Regions from separate parts of the Mus musculus genome. Here region 1 is linked to region 2. Evidence: chromatin loops called from intact Hi-C (ENCODE). Cell type or tissue: heart. All regions are shown on one strand. Links, peaks and the distances in the headings refer to the core of each region. The heading gives the core; the rest is flanking DNA.

Region 1 (8,533 bases), core at 312-8,311, 86 kb before region 2:
CTTTCTCTCCCTTACTTCTCCAGGGTCGGTGCCTCTGGTCTCTTTGTCTCAAAACCTACCTCCAAGGATTTCTCTGGGCTCCTGCTCTGCTTCAGTCCTCCTGTCCTCCCACCTCTGTCCCCCTCACCCACCATCCCCCCACACCTTGGATGAGCTCACGCAGGGCAGCATAACGCCGGTTACGCAGGCGGGTGCGCAGGGTTCGAGGCCGGGCAGTGCCTTGCCGGGCCACCTCGGCACAGTAGAAATCAGCACGGTGGTCTCCACGCAGATGGCCGAAGCATGCCAGGTGCTCTTCCCGGAGGCCTGTGCGGAAGCGCTCCAAGAACACCAGCGGCTTCTTGTGATACAGCTGGCCCAGGATGGCCACCTTCTCAGGCTCTGTCAGATCAGGCTCACCCTGCTGCTGGCTGCACACAGGCAGGTGGCTGGCAGCGATGGCATGCAACATGGCACTCACAGCCGGGCTCTCTGCCTGGGAGCTGCCACTGTTGGGGATGTCTGGTGTCCTCTCTGCTGTCTCCTTCTCCTGCGGTCCAGATGGAATGGGAGTCTGGCTCAGCTCCCCCCAGTGCACAACTCTGGGCTCCACGCCGTCTGAGAGTCAAGAGGAGTCTTTAGTTAAGGGCATCAGGGGAAGGGGGCTTAGGCAGGAGGAGGCTGGGAACTGACACATTCAAACAGCTCACGTTTACTGAGTACCTGCTACATTCTGGGTAATGTTCTAGGCCTTAGACAGAGAGACCATGGTGAACAGGCCGTGATGCTGCACAGTCAATAGTCTAACTAATTAACAAAACCATGGAATATGCCAGGCATGGTGGCTCATGCCTTTAATCCCAGCACTCGGGAGGCAGAGGCAGGTGGATTTCTGAGTTCGAGGCCAGCCTGGTCTACAGAGTGAGTTCCAGGACAGCCAGGCCTATACAGAGAAACCCTGTCTCGAAAAAACAACAAACAAACAAACAAACAACCATGGAATATATTACGTGCTTCCCTGGCTAGGTAGAAAGACAGTCGGACAAGCCTGGTATGGTGGTACACACCTTCAGTTTCAGCGTGGAGGAAGCAGAGGCAAGTGGATCTCTCTGAGTTCAAGGCCAGCCAGGCCTACACAGTGATATTGAATTTCAAAATAAAAATCTCAAAAAACAAACAACAAAATCCAAAACACCAATGATAACAAAATGATGATGATGATAAATAAAGTATCCAATGAAAAGCCTAAAAAAGACAGAAGCAGCAAATGTTAGGATGGCTCACTTTTAAACTGCAGGGTAGCAGGCTTGCCAGGAAAGTGACATCTTGTAGCTGGAGAGATGGCTCAGCGTTTAAGAGCATAGGCTGCTGCTCTTCCAGAGTCCAGATTCAATTCCCAGCATCCACATGGCAGCTCACAAATTCTAGCACTTGGGAGGCAGAGGCAGGGGAACACCTGTGAGTTCGAGTACTGCCTGGTCTATAAATCAAGTCTAGGACAGTCAGGGCTACACAGAGAAACCCTGTCTCGAGAAACCGAAAAGGAAACAACAACAACAAAAAACCAAACACCCAGTTTCTGGTCTTTGGTATAGCAGTTGGAAGAGCTAAGAAAGAGCAGCCTGAGAAACAGAAGGGAAGCAGTGCATATTGTTTCTCTCATAAGGCAACTGTGCCAGGTGGCTGGCACTGGCTGCTGGAAGCAGTATAGTAAGAAAACAGTCTGGATGCTGGGCAGGTATGTATGTATGCATACACACACACACACACACACACACACACACACACACACACACAAATAGCCCCAGCATTCAGGAGGCTGGGGTAGAATGATTCATGAGTTTTAGACCAGGCTAGACTACATAGTGAGTTCTAGGTCAGCCTAGGCTACAGGGTGAAACCCCACCTCAAATAAATAAATATACAATCAAACAAATGAATGAATAACAATGAGAATGTAACAAAACAACAAAACTCTAATCAAGTAGATTGAATAGCCATGAATGGACGTCCCTGGGGATCCTACCTGACTGGAACAAGTTCAGGGTGGAGAGCACGCTGTAGTAGGTGATGGGTAAGAAAATTATGAGCAGTGTCTTGGCAGTGCTAGGAGGACAGGCCTGCTCTACCACACACAGTTTAGATGGTGCTGGGGATTGAACCCAGGGCCTCAGGCATGCTATGCAAACATCCCACTAATAAGCTACGGCCTTAATCCCTGGCTTTGAACCTTCTAGGCTCCTGACTATAGGCCCATTTCACCACATCTTGCCCCAGATTCTCTTTTATGGCTTCATGGTAGCAAATGTGATTGGCATTTGTAAGGCTTGAGGCCCAGCACCAGAAAGTTTAAAAGATACATACAATTTTGTTACAGAAAATGTTAATATATATACTTTGAAGCAGGGCCTCATAGTACAGGGTTTGACTTTGTAGTCTGGAACTCACTATGTAGTTTAGGATGTCTTCAAACTTAAGGGTAATCTCCTGCCTCAGTCTCCCAAGTGCTGGGGTTACAGATATAAATCACCACAATTGGAGATTATCAAAGATTGAAACACACACTAGAACACACCTCTGCCTCTACATTCATAATCTGCTATTCAGCTTCAGTAACTCCCAGTTCCAAGTTGTCATCGCACATCAGACTACTATGAAACATTAAAGACAGGCGTGGTGGCACAGGGCTGTAAACTCAGTACCTTGGGACCTGGGATTGGAGGACAGCAATTTGGAGGCTGACCTTGGCAATAATAAAAGGCTGTGAACAAAACCCCAAAACAAAACAAAACAAAAGCCCCCGCCCCCGCCCCCCCAAGCCAATACTTGTAGGAAGTCAGTAGCAAAGTAAAAGGCATTGAAGGTGCGAGGGAGAAAGGACCTAAAGGGGCGGAATGAGAACTTTAGGACCTAAAGAGGCAGACGTTGGGGTCAGGAAGGGTTAGAATGCAATGGGGGCTGTTGGTTTGATGTGAGCTTTCATGGGACAAGAGGAGAGCTAGCTTGGGATACGGAGAAACTCAGGTTGGCACAGAAATGATGTTAACTTGAGAAAGGTTGGTCTGAGACTGGAAGAATCTGCAGGAGAGTTGTTATTTGCTTGAAGCGTTGGCATGGTAAAAAAAAAAGTGGGTTAGCCTAGGACATGGAAAGGGGTTCATTTCAAAGAAGAAGGGAAACGTCAACCTGCTACAAGGCCGAATAACCAGACCCACAAGGTGGACCAAGTGTTGAAAGTGCCAGTAAGCGGCGGTCAGACTTCCTAGAGTCCTCAGCGCTTGCCGGAACCATTTCCTGGTCACACCGCAAGAGCACCCTCCGGTCACCTGAGCCTGGCAAACGTCTCACCATTATCCGGCTTCCTCTCCGTCACCTCTGCAGCTGCCACCGCCTCCATAACAGGTCTCTTCAACACAGTAACCGCCACAGCGGGCTCCGGAAGCCAGGCTGGACCCTAGGTACCCGCAGGTACTTCCGGTTACGCAAGCGTCTTTATGCGGCACCCAAGCATCAAAGTTCCGGGTCAAAGGCGGGCCTTCTCTTATGCGCATGCGTAGCCCCGCTGATGGATCTTAAACCTATCAAATGGGAAAGTCAGCGGGGACCGTGTGTCATTTGATCGCTACTCTAACTTGAGGTCCTCGTGTGTTAATATTTGGAGTGGTTGTATTGGCCCTATCGCATAGACCCTCGAGTCCTCTTAAAAATACTTATGCGGTCAGAAGACAACTTATGGGAGTGTGGATAAAATTCAGTCAAGGTTGGCAGCAAGCATCTTTAACCGCCGAACCATCTCATCCAACTTTGTGCTCTCTGTAGATTTGACTTCCTTCTATCATCACATCCAGCCTGTAGGGCTGGCATGAGATTAAATTGGGGGGAGAACCTTTGTGTTTCCAAACAAGAAGGAAACCTGCAGATATGAGGAATTCGCTGTGTAAAAGGGAAGGACCTGCTCACCACAGGCAGGGTCAGAGACTTTCTGGCAGGGATAAAGCCCCCAGATGAGACCTGAAAGGCATGGGCAGGAGTTAGGAAGTACTTCAGGCAGTTTTGCTGACAAAGGTACTTCTGGGTGCTGTTAACTGTTTACTATGCAGAGCATACAGCACTCAGGAGACAGAGGCAGGGATATCACTGAGGGTTTGACGAAATCTTGTCTTGAATAAGGCCGGCCAGGGTTACATGGCAAGTTTTTCTCAAGAAAGCAAAAAATAAAAGATTATTGGAAGCTGGGCAGTGGTGGTGCACACCTTTAATCCTAGCACTTGGGAGGCAGAGACAGGCAGATTTCTGAGTTCGAGGCCAGCCAGGTCTACAGAGCGAGTTCCAGGGCAGCCAGAGAACCCAGACTCAAAAAAAAAAATGGAGGCCACGTGTCAGTGTCAGATCATAAAGGGCTTCGTAGCCCTATGAGGTGTTTGGAACCCATAAGGTTTGGGGTAGGGAACCAAGGAAAGGAACTGGAGATCACAACGAGGAAGGTGGTGCATTAATCTTGAAACAGGTTTGGAAGAGTTAGAACTTGGTAAGCATTCCCGACATTTGGGGAATGGCCTGGTAAAAACCCAGCTGCATCACCAGGAATGGCCAGCAGAGGGCGATGCTGCCCAACACACATATGCCAAGAGCAGCATTTCCCAGGCTAGGGACAAGGACCCCTCCTTACCTTCTCCTAGAGCAACTTGACAAGTGTCTCTCCTCCCCTTCCCCCCTCCCCCAGACAGGGATTCTCTGTATAGCCCTGGCTGTCCTGGAACTCAGAAATCCACCTGCCTCTGCCTCCCAAGTGCTGGGATTAAAGGAGCGTGCCACCACAGCCCAGTGACAAGTATCTTTTAGGCACCGACATGGTCCCCCCTCAGCCTTGCATCTACTCCCTCCTGGTGTCTAGCCATGTTGCACCTAGGTCCTGGGGCACTGTAAGTGGTATGCATACCTTTGGATACAGGCTCTTGTCACAACCCCCAGCTTCTTTTGATAGGTTGTGGCTCTTCAAAGGCTCCCTAGTTTCTACAAGGGAGCTGGGCGAGCTGCCCACACACTGCATCAGATGTGAAAAACACAGCTTGCACAGGAGAAATGAAGCTAGAAAGGACAGTGGGCTAGAGTCCCACCCCACAGCTCACCCTGCATTTTCCTCTTTTCCAGAAAGCCCTGCCTATTACTTCAGGGTCTCTCTAAATGCTTGGCGCTGTAACTGGTTACAAATTTGTATTCCCTAGAGGAGGAACTCCAAGAAGAGGGGCTAGGGTCATTTCTGCAGTGCTCACATCCCTAGAACTGTTCAGGATGATAGGTAGGGAAGAGTAGGCAGCCAACACCTGCACAGGTGGCGGTACAGGGCCACCCTGAGAGCAGCATCCAGGCTGGACCTTAGGGTAGGTTGGGCAACACACCCGGAGAGGGGCCTGCGCCAGCATAGTCTCATTCTTACAGCTCTCACCTGTCTGTCCCTGCACAAGGAGCATCTGGGTTATGTGAAGTACAGACCCACTTTGTTTAAATAAATGATCGAGGCATTTCCCCTTCAAAGGTTCCCATCCCAATTAAAGGCCAACTGCAGTAACACTTCAGGGTTTCAACCCTGCTTCCTTCCTGATAAGAGGTGCCATGTCATTTATTGAAAGAAAACAAAACAAAACAGGGTAAAACATCTTGTAATAAGTGCGGTTTGCTAAGGTCCGGTTAGAACATTCGGGAAGTGAGAGTAATCAAAAGGACCACTGTAAAACATTGCAGGTCTGGCACCTGGAAGAGCAATGGAGGTGGAGGTGGTGGTGGAGGTGGAGGTGGTGGTGGTGGTGGTGGTGGAGGAACTTTAGGGTCTAAAGGGAAGCTGGCCCCACCCCCACCTTCCCTTCACCCTCTCACCCGCTTATGCCCACCAGAAACTACCACGACTCCTGGAGTAAAAGGTTTCAAGTTCAATAGTCACACTCTCTCCAAGTACAAAAAGCAGTTACAATCCAACTGAACAGACGCTTGTGTGCAAAGTTACGGGGAACTGAGACATCATATAAAAAGTTAGGTTAAAGGTGATTTTGTTGTTTCGAGGGTGTGGCTCTTCCTCGGTTACCTGAACTCAGCAAAGAAATGGTTATTTGATGAAGTATCAACGGCTGACCCACAGTAAAAACAGACAAATTCTAAAAATTAAAAAAAAAAAAAAAAAAGCATAATTACCAAAAAAAGTCAATGCTTCCTCCCTCTGCAATTTGCTTCTTAAACTTTTTTTTTTTTTAAAGTTTTTGAAAAAAATTTTTTTTAAATCCTGAAAAGTAGACAGAAAAACAGCTCCTGGAAGAATTTACAACCAACTGCATGAGAGTCTGGGAAGCCAAGGGGCTAAAAAGCAGAGTAGGGAGGGGCAGACAGGCAAGGCTCCTCCCCAGTCACTGTGGCCTCACAAGGGAGGCTTCTTTAGCTAAGAAGGCAGGGGAGGAGGAAGTGGAGGGACAAAGATAAAAGAAAAGCTCACTGTTGCCTGTTGGAATCCAGAGAGGAAAATGCCTGGCCTGTATGAAGAGAGAAGCTCCTCTGGAAAAAGTGGGCTAGAGAGAGGCAGCCCTGGGATAACTCTGTCCCCAGCACCACAGGACTCAGAGGGGAAAAAGGGGCCAAGGCAGGTGCTATTAGAAGCAGCCGGCACGAGCCTCTGAAGGCTCCAGCACCGGCTACTGTGTGCTTGTGCCCCCCTGTGTGCTGCCCGAGTAGCCTCCATAGTCGTAGTTCCCGTAGTATGGCGGCCACTGGCTCTGGTTCTGATAGTACTGGCTCCACTGCTGGGCATACTGGGGGAGAGAACAAGAATATCAAGTTATCTCTTGCACTCCAGACTGTCCCTTCTCTCCTTTTGTGGTCCACCCTCATCACATGGGTTCTTTGACAGAAACCAAAATGCTTTGGAAAGGTAAGGGGTGACTTGATGTCACATAAATGGGAAAGCAGTCTTGGTCTTGTGGCTTGCTGGCTGGCTGTCCTTTTCAGGTGTGGCAGCCCCAGCACCAACTTGGAATGGAACTTGGCACCCCTTGGCTACGTTGGAGGCCTAGCTTAGCTAGGAAGGTTTGCTGCACTGGGGTCCAGGGCTACACATCGGCCATTAAAGACCAGTTTATCAAAAGCCTGAGACAAGCAGCTGCCCATATTTCAGAAACAGGCAGGAACCCAAATCTGAATGCACACCCAAGAATGCTCCCAGAAGCCTTACCGGAAGGCCCATCTTGTACTCACCTGCTGATACTGGTTATAGCTGGGCTGAGGGTAGGTCTGGGCAGTTGGGGGTGGTGGGGGTGTATAGGGGGCAGGATTGTAGGGGCCATAGCTCCCATAGTTGTAGGCAGGTGGTGGCGGAGGTGGAGGTGGTGGGGCTGTGTAGCCCTGGGTGTAGCCTCCTTGGTTGTAGGGTGGCTGGCTGTAACTCGGCTGAGTAGAAAAAGGCAAACACTCCATGAGACAGACAGCACACATTGGTATGCACACAGGTTCCTGGATGGAGGCAAGTCTGTTCTAAAGTGCAAGGATGGGTCTGGGAAGCAGCTGACCCTAGGCTGAAACCCGAGAGCAGCAGCACACAAGGCAGTTCAAAGACCTGCTTCACAGTCTACAATGTCAGCCTGGTCTCGCTCTTGGTGTGCCTTGGTAGTTCAATAAGCTTGCATGCACAAAGTGCTGGGTACTCAGGAAATGGTGGCAAATGGCCACTGTGAGAGCTGCTGAGAAAAGCAGTGGTGACAAGATGCTAGGAGCCTTTCATGCAGAGTGGATCAGTAACCCATTCCATCTCATCAGCAAGCCTGGCATATTCACTAGCTTTATTTTAGAGATGGAAGCTGAGGCTGGGGCTGGAGAGATGGCTCAGCGGTTAAGAACACTGACTGTTCTTCTAGAGGTCCTGAGTTCACATGCCAGCAACCACATGGTGGCTTACAACCATCTGTAATGGGATCTGACTCCCTCTTCTGGTGTGTCTGAAGACAGCTACAGTACATACACATACATACATACATACATATTTAAAAGAGTACTGGTTGCTCTTACAGAGGCTCCAGGTTCAGTTCCTAGCACCTACACAGTAACTCAACTGTCTATAACTCTAGTTTCAAGGAAGCCAATATCCTCTTTTGACCTCTGCAGGTACTGCACACAGGTGGGGCACATACAAACACATATAAACACACACACATAAAGTAAATTTAAAAAATAATGAACTCTAAAAAGAAAATCTAAGCGAGGTTGTTGGGCCAAGTCACACTATTAGAATGACTAACCCAGGTCTGCCCAGTTCCAGAGGCTTCATTAAGCTACAGTCCCCATCACCTCACAGAAACTTCACAAGTGATTCCTAGTAATGTTTCTGTCCTTTATGTGGAAACAAGGACCAGAAGGGTCAAGCTGACTGTCCCAGGTCAAAGTCAGGTTCTGTTGGAGCTAGCGCTGAACTTAAGTCTTGCCAAACTCTCATTCTAGGAAATGTGCTGGCTGGGTGGCATCTAGGAGCACTCATCTGCTCCTGGCAAGTGTTCCCAGCTGCTCCCTGGCATGTAATGGG
Region 2 (8,464 bases), core at 465-8,464:
TTTTCTAATATTTTTCTTAAAATAACCTTAACAAAGGGTGATAAGTGAAACAGACCTAGCAGAAAGTTAGTGGTCACTTTATTTTTTATTTCTGTCAGTAATGAAGATGGAACTCTGGGCTCTATACATGGTAAGCTACATCTCCAGGCAGAGTCGATAGAATTGATGGTTGTTTAAAAAAAAAAAAAAAAAAGGCCGGGCAGTGGTGGCACACGACTTAATCCCAGCACTTGGGAGGCAGAGGCAGGCAGATTTCTGAGTTTAAGGCCAGACTGGTCTACAAAGTGAGTTCCAGGACAGCCAGATTTACACAGAGAAACCCTGTCTGGAAAAACAAAACAAAACAACAAAATGAGTGAGGGGAAAAACAACCAGGAGGGAAAGGGAGGGAAAGCACGGTAGTGGAACCAAGCGTAGGATGCCCTGGCCTGTGTCCTTAGTGCCTGTGTGTCAGTATGTGCTTTCAGATTTGGAGCCCTTCCAGAGACCAGATCTGTTGTTGGCCGAAGACTTTCCAGTGATCCTGAAGCAGGACAGCAGACAGCCCCAGCCCTGTCCTTTCCCTTCCCTCCCCCTCAGCTTCACATCTGGCACTGATGTAAGCAGCGAGGTGGGCGTGGGCGAGGTGGGCGGTAACCATGTTTTTCGGCTCCCTCCCAGCCTCAGGGGAGGGGCGGGCTCCCTCGTCCCCACCCCCTTACTCACACAGGCAGAGGGGGTCCGTTCGGGCCAGAAACAAACTTTTATTGCAAAACGGGAACCTTCAAGTCACAAAGAGGTCAGCTATGGCTTCTGTCCTGATAAGGAGGGCTGGAAACAGCTAACAGCACTCCCCTGCATCATCCCTGTGAGGCCAGTTAGTCCTTCCAGGAGGAGGATACATTTCCAGCACTCTCATGAGGACTTGCAGGCAGCTCAGAGATCAGAATGCGTTTGAGAGCAGGCCCCTGATAACATGACTGGGAAACCCTTTTTCTTTGGGTCGCTGGTCCTCATTTGTAGAAGGTCTGTGTGCACAATCACAGACCAGGAAACCTTTATATTTGGGAACATTTGTTGGAAGGAGCGTGCTGGAGGGGCATGGGTGTGGACGTGACTGGGGAATAGTATGTCGTCACGGTGTGCCTCAGTGGGAAGAAGTTTGGAAGGGCCAAGATCTTGTCACATACGGTTTGGCTGTGTGGATTACTGGCTGGTGGCCGTTGATAGAGCCACTCATGAGCCTGGATGGTGGTGAGGTCATCCATGGGAGTAGACAGAACATCGTTCTGGCTGTGACATGACCCCAGCTGGGGCTTGCTGTTTTCTATGGCGGGGACCCAGCAACAGCGGTGCTGAGCGTGTTAGACAGAGTTAAGAGTCCTGAATACGGTTGGGTTGTTTGTGTGTTTGTGTAGGCAGTCGCTGGATTAGAGTTGTGAGCATACAGAGTCGTGTGGTGGACAGCGGGGTATCTAGCTATATGCTTGCAATTCCAGATGGCCTATATTACATGATGTAGGCTGAAAGCCTATGCAGCTCATGGTGGCGCATACCTGTAATTCCAGCGAGCAGGACACCGAGGCGGGAGGATCACAAGTTTGAGTTCGGCTTGTGTCACCACATAACAAGATCCCCGTTTCAGACAGCCCTCTCCAAAAAGAAGCCTATGCATCAGTTGCTGTGCGGTTGTGTAGTGGTGTGGTCCCTGGTCTCCACAGCTGCCTTGATACGTGGTGTGTAGTGTGATGTTGCTTCTGAGACACCTGCTTCACACACACCCTGAGTAAGGCTCTTTCAGCCCAGAGGGCTCCCACCTTCCAAACTCCTTCCTTCATCTGGACTGGTCGCCAGTGGGCCAGACCCGCAGCTGGAAGTCCGGGGGGATGTTGAAAAGTCCACTGATGGCTGGCTTCAGGCTCAGGTCACCCGGCGGGCACGGGGTCTCCAGGGAGAAGGCTTGCAAGATGGAAGTGAAGAAAAGCCACAACTCCGCCCGAGCCAGGCCTTCTCCCAGGCAGACTCGCTTACCTGGCAGGGAAGGACTGAGTCAGCTGCGGTCACATCTGGCTCCACAGATATGGGGAGCCGACAGAGACCCTGGGGTGCAGGAACGTGCTCCTCAACTGGAGCTCACACCACTGGCCAATTAGCACCTTCCAATTATCCCTAAAACCCGGTAGATACCTAAGGAGTAGGGCAGGAAGGCTTCGTGTTTTCTCAACCGACCATCTTCGTCCAGGAAGCGGCCTGGATGGAACTCTCCTGGGTTCTGGAAAACCGCAGGGTCATGCAGTATGGAGCCAATCAGAGGGAAGACCTCAGTGCCCTGAGGAGACAGGGAAAAGCTCACACAGTTGGGTGTTCTACACCCATACTTTTAAGATAACCTGATTAAAAATTAAGATTTGTTTTTTTTAAAGATTTATTTGTATTTAGATTTTTTAATTTTAGTATTTTGAATTATGTACACGTATGTCAGTGTGTGTGTGTGTGTGTGTGTGTGTGTGTGATATTCATGGATTCAAGAGCATCAGGTCCCCCTAGAGCTGGAGTTACAGGCGTCTGTGAGCCACCCAACATGGATGCTGAGAAGAAAACTTGGGTCCTCAGCTATGCACTATGCTTTTTAAGTAAACACGTCTGTGCCCCCCCCCTCTCCTCCCATTTGCTCCTACTTTCTTTCTAATAGACCGGGTCTCATTATGTAGCCCAGGCTAGCCTTGAACTTGCAGCAATTCTCCTGTCTCAGTCTCCCAGTGATGGCCTAGCAGGCATCTGCCACCATGCTGGGATAGCCAAGCGTTTTCTCTCAGTATTCACACACACTGCCTTGTATAAAACAGGTTCACACAGTGGCCTCACTCCTGTCCTCACACCTGGAATCTCTGGAATAAAGCTCAGGAAGGAGGCAAGATTGCAAGTTCAAGGCCAGCCCATGCTACTTAACAAGATCTTATTTCAAAAGAAAAACAACCAAACCAACCAAACAAATACACAAACCCCACAAAGGTGTGTGTCTAGGGATGTAAGTCCGCGATAGAACATTTGCTTAATGTGTAAGAGGCCCTGGGTTCAGCCCCTAGCACCTTATGTGGGTGAGGGGTGATATAAAAAAGATAGAGAAACTAAGGCCCAGGGAACTTAAGCAGCAGCCAAAGAAATCCCCGGGGGAGGCTGGCAAAGTGTGTTATTTTTATACTGTTTTGAGATTCTGGGAGTCTGTTGTGATTCCAAGATTAAGTTGTAGCTGTACGAAGCCATCTCTCTGGGGAATGTCCCAGGGAGGCAAAAGACAAGAGTGTGTGTGGGAGGGATGTCCAAGAACGGACAGGCAGGGAGGGCTGCAAGGCTATCTCTCAGGCCAGATAGAGCTTGTGTATTCTTGGGGCTTTGGTGTAGAGGGGAAAGGCAGGCGGAGAAACCAGAGCAGAGGGGCAAAACATGACTTGCTAGGGAGTCTGGCCCATGGCGTGTGAGCTGTGAAGGTGAAGGAGCTCCCAGAAGAGCATCATGGGACTGTTATTAAGGAACAGAAAGGCAGGTTGAAGTGATTAGAGCTTAGGTTCTGGGTTCAAATCTTGTCTTCCCACTCTCTGGCTGGGTACTCACATCTTAGTTTTTCCTTCTGTAAAATGGGTGTGATGATTACATAGGATTGCTTTGCAGATGAAAGAAAATAATACTAACAGAAGGCATCCAGAACAATAGCTGACACAATGTGAGGGGTTGTGACATCGTGACTGTCTTCTGTATGTATATAGGGCATCCATCCACCATCAAGAGCTGGGTAGATGTTTTACAAGCATCATCTTACAAGTCCAAATGACCATTATTATTATTATTCCTGATTTCAAAGAGGAGCATATTGAGGCTCAGTGTATGAAGCAATTTGTTCAAGTTCCAGCTAAGAAAACAACGGGGCTAACATAAGGATTTGATTCCAGAAAGAGCCGCTGCTGCTGTTATCGCAGGATTGGGAATATATCGCCCCCCGGTGGTTCTATTCTGAACTGTTTTTCAGTGGAGGCGGGAGAGAAAGAGGTGGATGGTGGTTGGGGGTGAGGATCCTCCAGAGACAGGGATATCAAAACGCAAGTCCCAGGGCAGAGATAACTGCTCTGGCTGTGCCATACACCTACCTTGGGCAGAGTGTACCCTCGGAAGCAAGTGGTCCTCGTGATGGTGTGGGGCATGCCCATGGGTACCAGTGCCAGGAGCCGCTGTGCCTCGTGTAAAACGGCATCCGTGTAAGGGAGGCGAACTCGATCGCTGAGACTTGGAGCCCTGCCAGGACCCAGCTCCTGTATGAGCTCCTCCCGGACGCGCTCTGAATACAAGAGGAAGGTTGCAGGTCAAGGGTAGGATGAACCCTGGGATCTTTCTCCCAGAAGCCTCATCTTGTACAACAGTGGTTTGGGGGTGGGACTGGCAGCCGATGAGGAGCAGTGTAGGCCTGGGGTCTCGTCAGCCTGTGTTGGATATTGTATCTATTTTGTCTTAACTTTCCTAGCAAAAAATGGTGTTGAGACTGGCTGTCCTGGAAATCACTACATAGACCAGCCTGGCCTTGAACTCACAGAGATCCATCTTCCTCTGCCTCCCAAGTGCTGGGGGAGGGGTGTGGTTCATTCTGGGCTAGCCTCAGTTCTGACTGTGACTGTCACCTCTCTTTCATTGTTTTCTGTTTTGCCTATAACCCAGGCTAGAGTGTATCTCAATGTGTAACCAAGGCTGGGCCTCAAACTCACAGCCTACTATGTGCTGGCACTGCAGGTGTGCCCTACCACACCTGGATGGTGACTCTTCTTGTGTGTGTGTGGGTGTGTGTGTGGGGGGGTTGTGTGCACACAGTGTGCTTGGGTGTATGCACGCACACCAGAGGACGATGCCCGTGTCCCGTGTCCTGCTTCATTACTAGCCACCTTATCCCCAGCATTCATCACTGGGCTTGGAGCTAGGCTGGCAGCCAGCAGTGATTTTCCCATCTCAGCCCCTCCTCCCTTAGTGCTCTAGAGACGTACTGAGCTTTTTACATGGATGGTGGAGATTTGAACTCAGGTCCCCATGCTTGTGCAGCAAGCTCTCTTACCCTCTGAGCCATCTCTCTAGCCGGGTTATAATTTTTAAAATCCAGGCTTGATCCAGTGTCTTGTGAAGTTTGGATTCTTCTCCTTTTGTGGGCCTGGCTCAAGATGACTTTAATACAGTCCCCGCATTTTTGTCTTTTGTCTTATGACAGGCCCTTGGTATGTAACCAAGGTCTTCCTTCACTATGTAGAAAAGGCTGGCCTTGAACTTGTGTCAATCATTCTGCTTTAGGCCTCCTGAGTGCTAGGATTACAGGCAAGACCTACAGTCCATGTTCAGCCTCCCCTAGAAAGCATCCTTCCTGTCTGTAGCTCAGGGTAACGACACTGTCTGCAGTTTCCCAGCTAGAAGCTCAAGTCTGCCCCTGGACAAGTCCTTCCTTCCTTCCTTCCTTCCTTCCTTCCTTCCTTCCTTCCTTCCTTCCTTCCTTCCTTCCTTCCTAGTTCTCCACAACCTGCCTGTTCTGCTTCTATCCCACTGTCTCCGTAGCCTGGCCTAGCCCTGTCTTAGGTCTTCAGGTTTCTGTCCACCTTCCTGAGTGCCTTCATCATTTACAATCCACTGTGTGCGTGCATGTGTGCGTGTGCGTGTGTGTGTACGTGTGTGTTGCGGGGGTGCTAACTGGGAATGTTACCCAGAGCCTCATGCTTGCTAGGCCGTCATACTCTACCATTGAGCCACGTCCCTTCCTCTCACCAGTGGATCCCAAGCAAGGGCTCTCAAGCTCCCGTCATTGCCCCTGAGACTCTAGGCAGGGACTCCATCACTGAGTCCCAGTCTCCTACAGTTCATTCTGTCCTGGAAGCGCAAAGGTTTTCTAAAATGCAGATGCAAACTGGGTGTGGTAATTTAATACACTCTGCACTTGGGAAGCCAAGCCAGGACGCTGAGTTAGAGGCCAGCCTGGGCTAAACAGTGAGTAGCAGGCTAGCTTGGGCTATACAGTATGATCCCATCTCAAATAAAAATAAATGCATAAATAAATCATATATCTTCCCTGCTCAACATCCTTCTATGGCTCCCATGCCTGGGGACAAGGTGACAAGGTGGCACAGACGGATCTTGTCTCGCCTCTCACTACGTCTTGCACTGTGATCAGAAGTTCTGGAAGCCCTGACCTCTCGGGGAATTTTAGATCATGACCTTTTCATCTCCCTCCACATTCTGTCCTCTGGAACCGTCGCTCAGGTTCCTGGGGCCTGCCTGGCAGGAACAGTTTCTTACGCTGGACTTGAGGGTATCTCAGCAGGAGCAGGAGGGCATAGCGGATGGTGGCACCGATGGTCATGGTCCCAGCAAACAGCAGGTATGTGACCGTCATCAGCAAGTTCTTCTCGGTGAATTCTGTACCTGGGTCTTGTTTCTCCTGAGGATTGAAATAAATGTTTGAGACAACTTGAGAAATGAGGATCTGTTATTTAAGTGGGATTTAGATTTAAGTTGTTTATTATTATTATTATTATTATTATTTTCCAGACAAGGTTTCTCTGTGTATCCCTGGTGGTCCTAGAACTTGCTCTGTAGACCAGACTGGCCTTGAAGTCACAGACATTCACCTGCCTCTGCCTCCTGAGTGCTGGGACTAAAGGCATGGCAGGTGAGATTCAAGATTTTTAAAAAAGATCTTTTAAAATTTCATGTGTGGGCATGTGTGTGCCATGGCATGCATGTGGAGGTCAGAGGACAACTTGTGGCAGCTGGTTCTCCCTGTCCACTGTGTGGATCCCGGGGATCAAACACAGACAGTCAGACTTGGTGCCAAGTCCCTTTACCCACCGAGACAAGCCATTGGTCATTACTCCCATTTGGGGTCTCATGTAGCTCAGGCTGGCCTCAAACTTGCTATATAGATGAAGATGGTTTCCTGCCTCTGCCTCCTCGGCGCTGGGATGATAAGTGTGAACTACTATACCCGGTTCATGTGGTACTAGGGGTGGGGCCCAGGGCTTCTTGCTTGCTAGACAGCTCTACCAACTTGTACACAGAGACATGGAGGTAGAGAAAGAGACCTGAAGCCAGGCCTGGGGGGTTAGCCCTTAGGAGGCAGAAACAGGGGGATATCTGCAAGTTCCAGGCTAGCCTAGGTTTCAGGGTGAGTTCCAGGCCAGCCTAGGCAACAGAATAAGACCATATTTCACGAAGAGTAAAAAGGGAGGAGAGCAATAGATATCCTCAGGAGCTCGCAGTCCGTAAAGAACAGACTAGAATCAAGAAGGGATGGTCTCCTCCCCAGGGTCCAATCCTGAGTTCATCCCAGGGATGAGGGCTCAGCATATGCTAAGTATGTGGGCTATCACCTAGGCCAGTAGTCAGTCAGTTGTACTCAAGAGGGACACTTTCCTCTCCCAAGTTTCCACACCTGTGCCATCTTTAGCAGGAAGGCGTCAACGACATCACGTGCAGGACCTGAGGTTTGGAAGCGTCCCTGGTGTTTCTGTACCTGCTGGATAGTGAAGGCAGCCAGGGTGCCCAAGTGGTGCTGGAGCTGTGTGTGGGGGCCTGGCAGGGGCTGCAGTAGCCAGGAGAACATCTCGTAGGCCTGTGGGCACAGGAAGACAGCTCATTCCCAGGGTGTTTGACAGGAAGTTTCGAGGCTTGAGAAGGCTCCCATCACTTACCTGGCCCCATGGAGAGCTGATCCCTAACAAGGTACCACTTGCTGCCTGGATCACAGCCTGGAACTCTTTATCGTCATAGGGCAAACGGATGCCAAAGACAAGGGAACAGACGACATTAGAGGTGGCCTGGGCCAGCAGCATGGAAGGGTTGAATGGACGTCCTGGGAGGCATAGAAAGAGAGAGAGGGGGCTGGTGAGATGGCTCAGTGGGTAAGAGCACCCGACTGCTCTTCCGAAGGTCCAGAGTTCAAATCCCAGCAACCACATGGTGGCTCATAACCATCTGTAACAAGATCTGATGCCCTCTTCTGGTGTGTCTGACTCCCTCTTCTGGTGTGTCTAAAGACAGCTACAGTGTACTTATATATAATAATAAATAAATCTTAAAAAAAAAAAGAAAGAGAGAGAGAGAGAGGGAGGGAGGGAGAGAGAGAGAGAGAGAGAGAGAGAGAGAGAGAGAGAGAGAGAGAGAACTGAATTAGATAAAAAGAGGCAGAAGGAGAATTAGAGCTAGGTATGGCAGCTCACACCTGCATTCCAGGCCCTTAAGTAGCTGAGGCAGAAGGATTGCTGGGAGTTCAAGGACAGCTGGGGTTACAGAGTGAGACCATGTCTTAAAAAGCAAAAACAAAACAAAACACACAACAATAACAACAACAACAACAACAAAGAGAGAGAACAGGACATCTGTCTTTGGGTTGTAGCATCTGTGGTGTTGAAACTAAAAATGGATGATGTTAAAAAAGGCCAGAAGATTTTTTGTTCACAGGTGTGCC

Evidence for each region. Hi-C counts contacts between places; a loop is a spot of excess contacts. Peaks named below come from ENCODE experiments on the same cell type or tissue, not always from the same donor. Only the 100,000 strongest peaks of a DNase experiment are listed, where the experiment ranks them.
Region 1: a loop joins it to region 2, with 8 times the contacts of the local background. A loop is called at or near these places in 3 of 42 quality-filtered maps.

Annotation. Positions count from the first base shown.
Region 1 is chr7:25,715,591-25,724,123 of GRCm38, forward strand. Ccdc97 (coiled-coil domain containing 97) reads right to left here and starts at 3,445. Exons shown (of 5, transcript NM_028771.3): 1 at 3,328-3,445; 2 at 145-597. The coding sequence starts at 3,376. It overlaps Hnrnpul1 (heterogeneous nuclear ribonucleoprotein U-like 1), which reads right to left. Exons shown (of 15, transcript NM_144922.3): 14 at 7,216-7,407; 15 at 5,571-6,773. The coding sequence ends at 6,657. In heart, for the core only: a CTCF peak has its summit at 3,305; DNase peaks (open chromatin) are centred at 341, 3,501 and 4,821; H3K4me3 peaks cover 1,976 bases; H3K27ac peaks cover 1,560 bases.
Region 2 is chr7:25,801,750-25,810,213 of GRCm38, forward strand. Cyp2s1 (cytochrome P450, family 2, subfamily s, polypeptide 1) reads right to left here. Exons shown (of 9, transcript NM_028775.4): 4 at 7,689-7,849; 5 at 7,430-7,609; 6 at 6,295-6,436; 7 at 4,122-4,309; 8 at 2,167-2,308; 9 at 720-2,010. The coding sequence ends at 1,814. Among named protein-coding and RNA genes, the nearest start is that of Cyp2s1, 11 kb to the right of the region's middle. In heart, for the core only: CTCF peaks have their summits at 3,978 (motif pointing left) and 4,184; DNase peaks (open chromatin) are centred at 632, 1,182, 1,912, 4,132 and 1 weaker place; H3K4me3 peaks cover 1,296 bases; H3K27ac peaks cover 1,940 bases.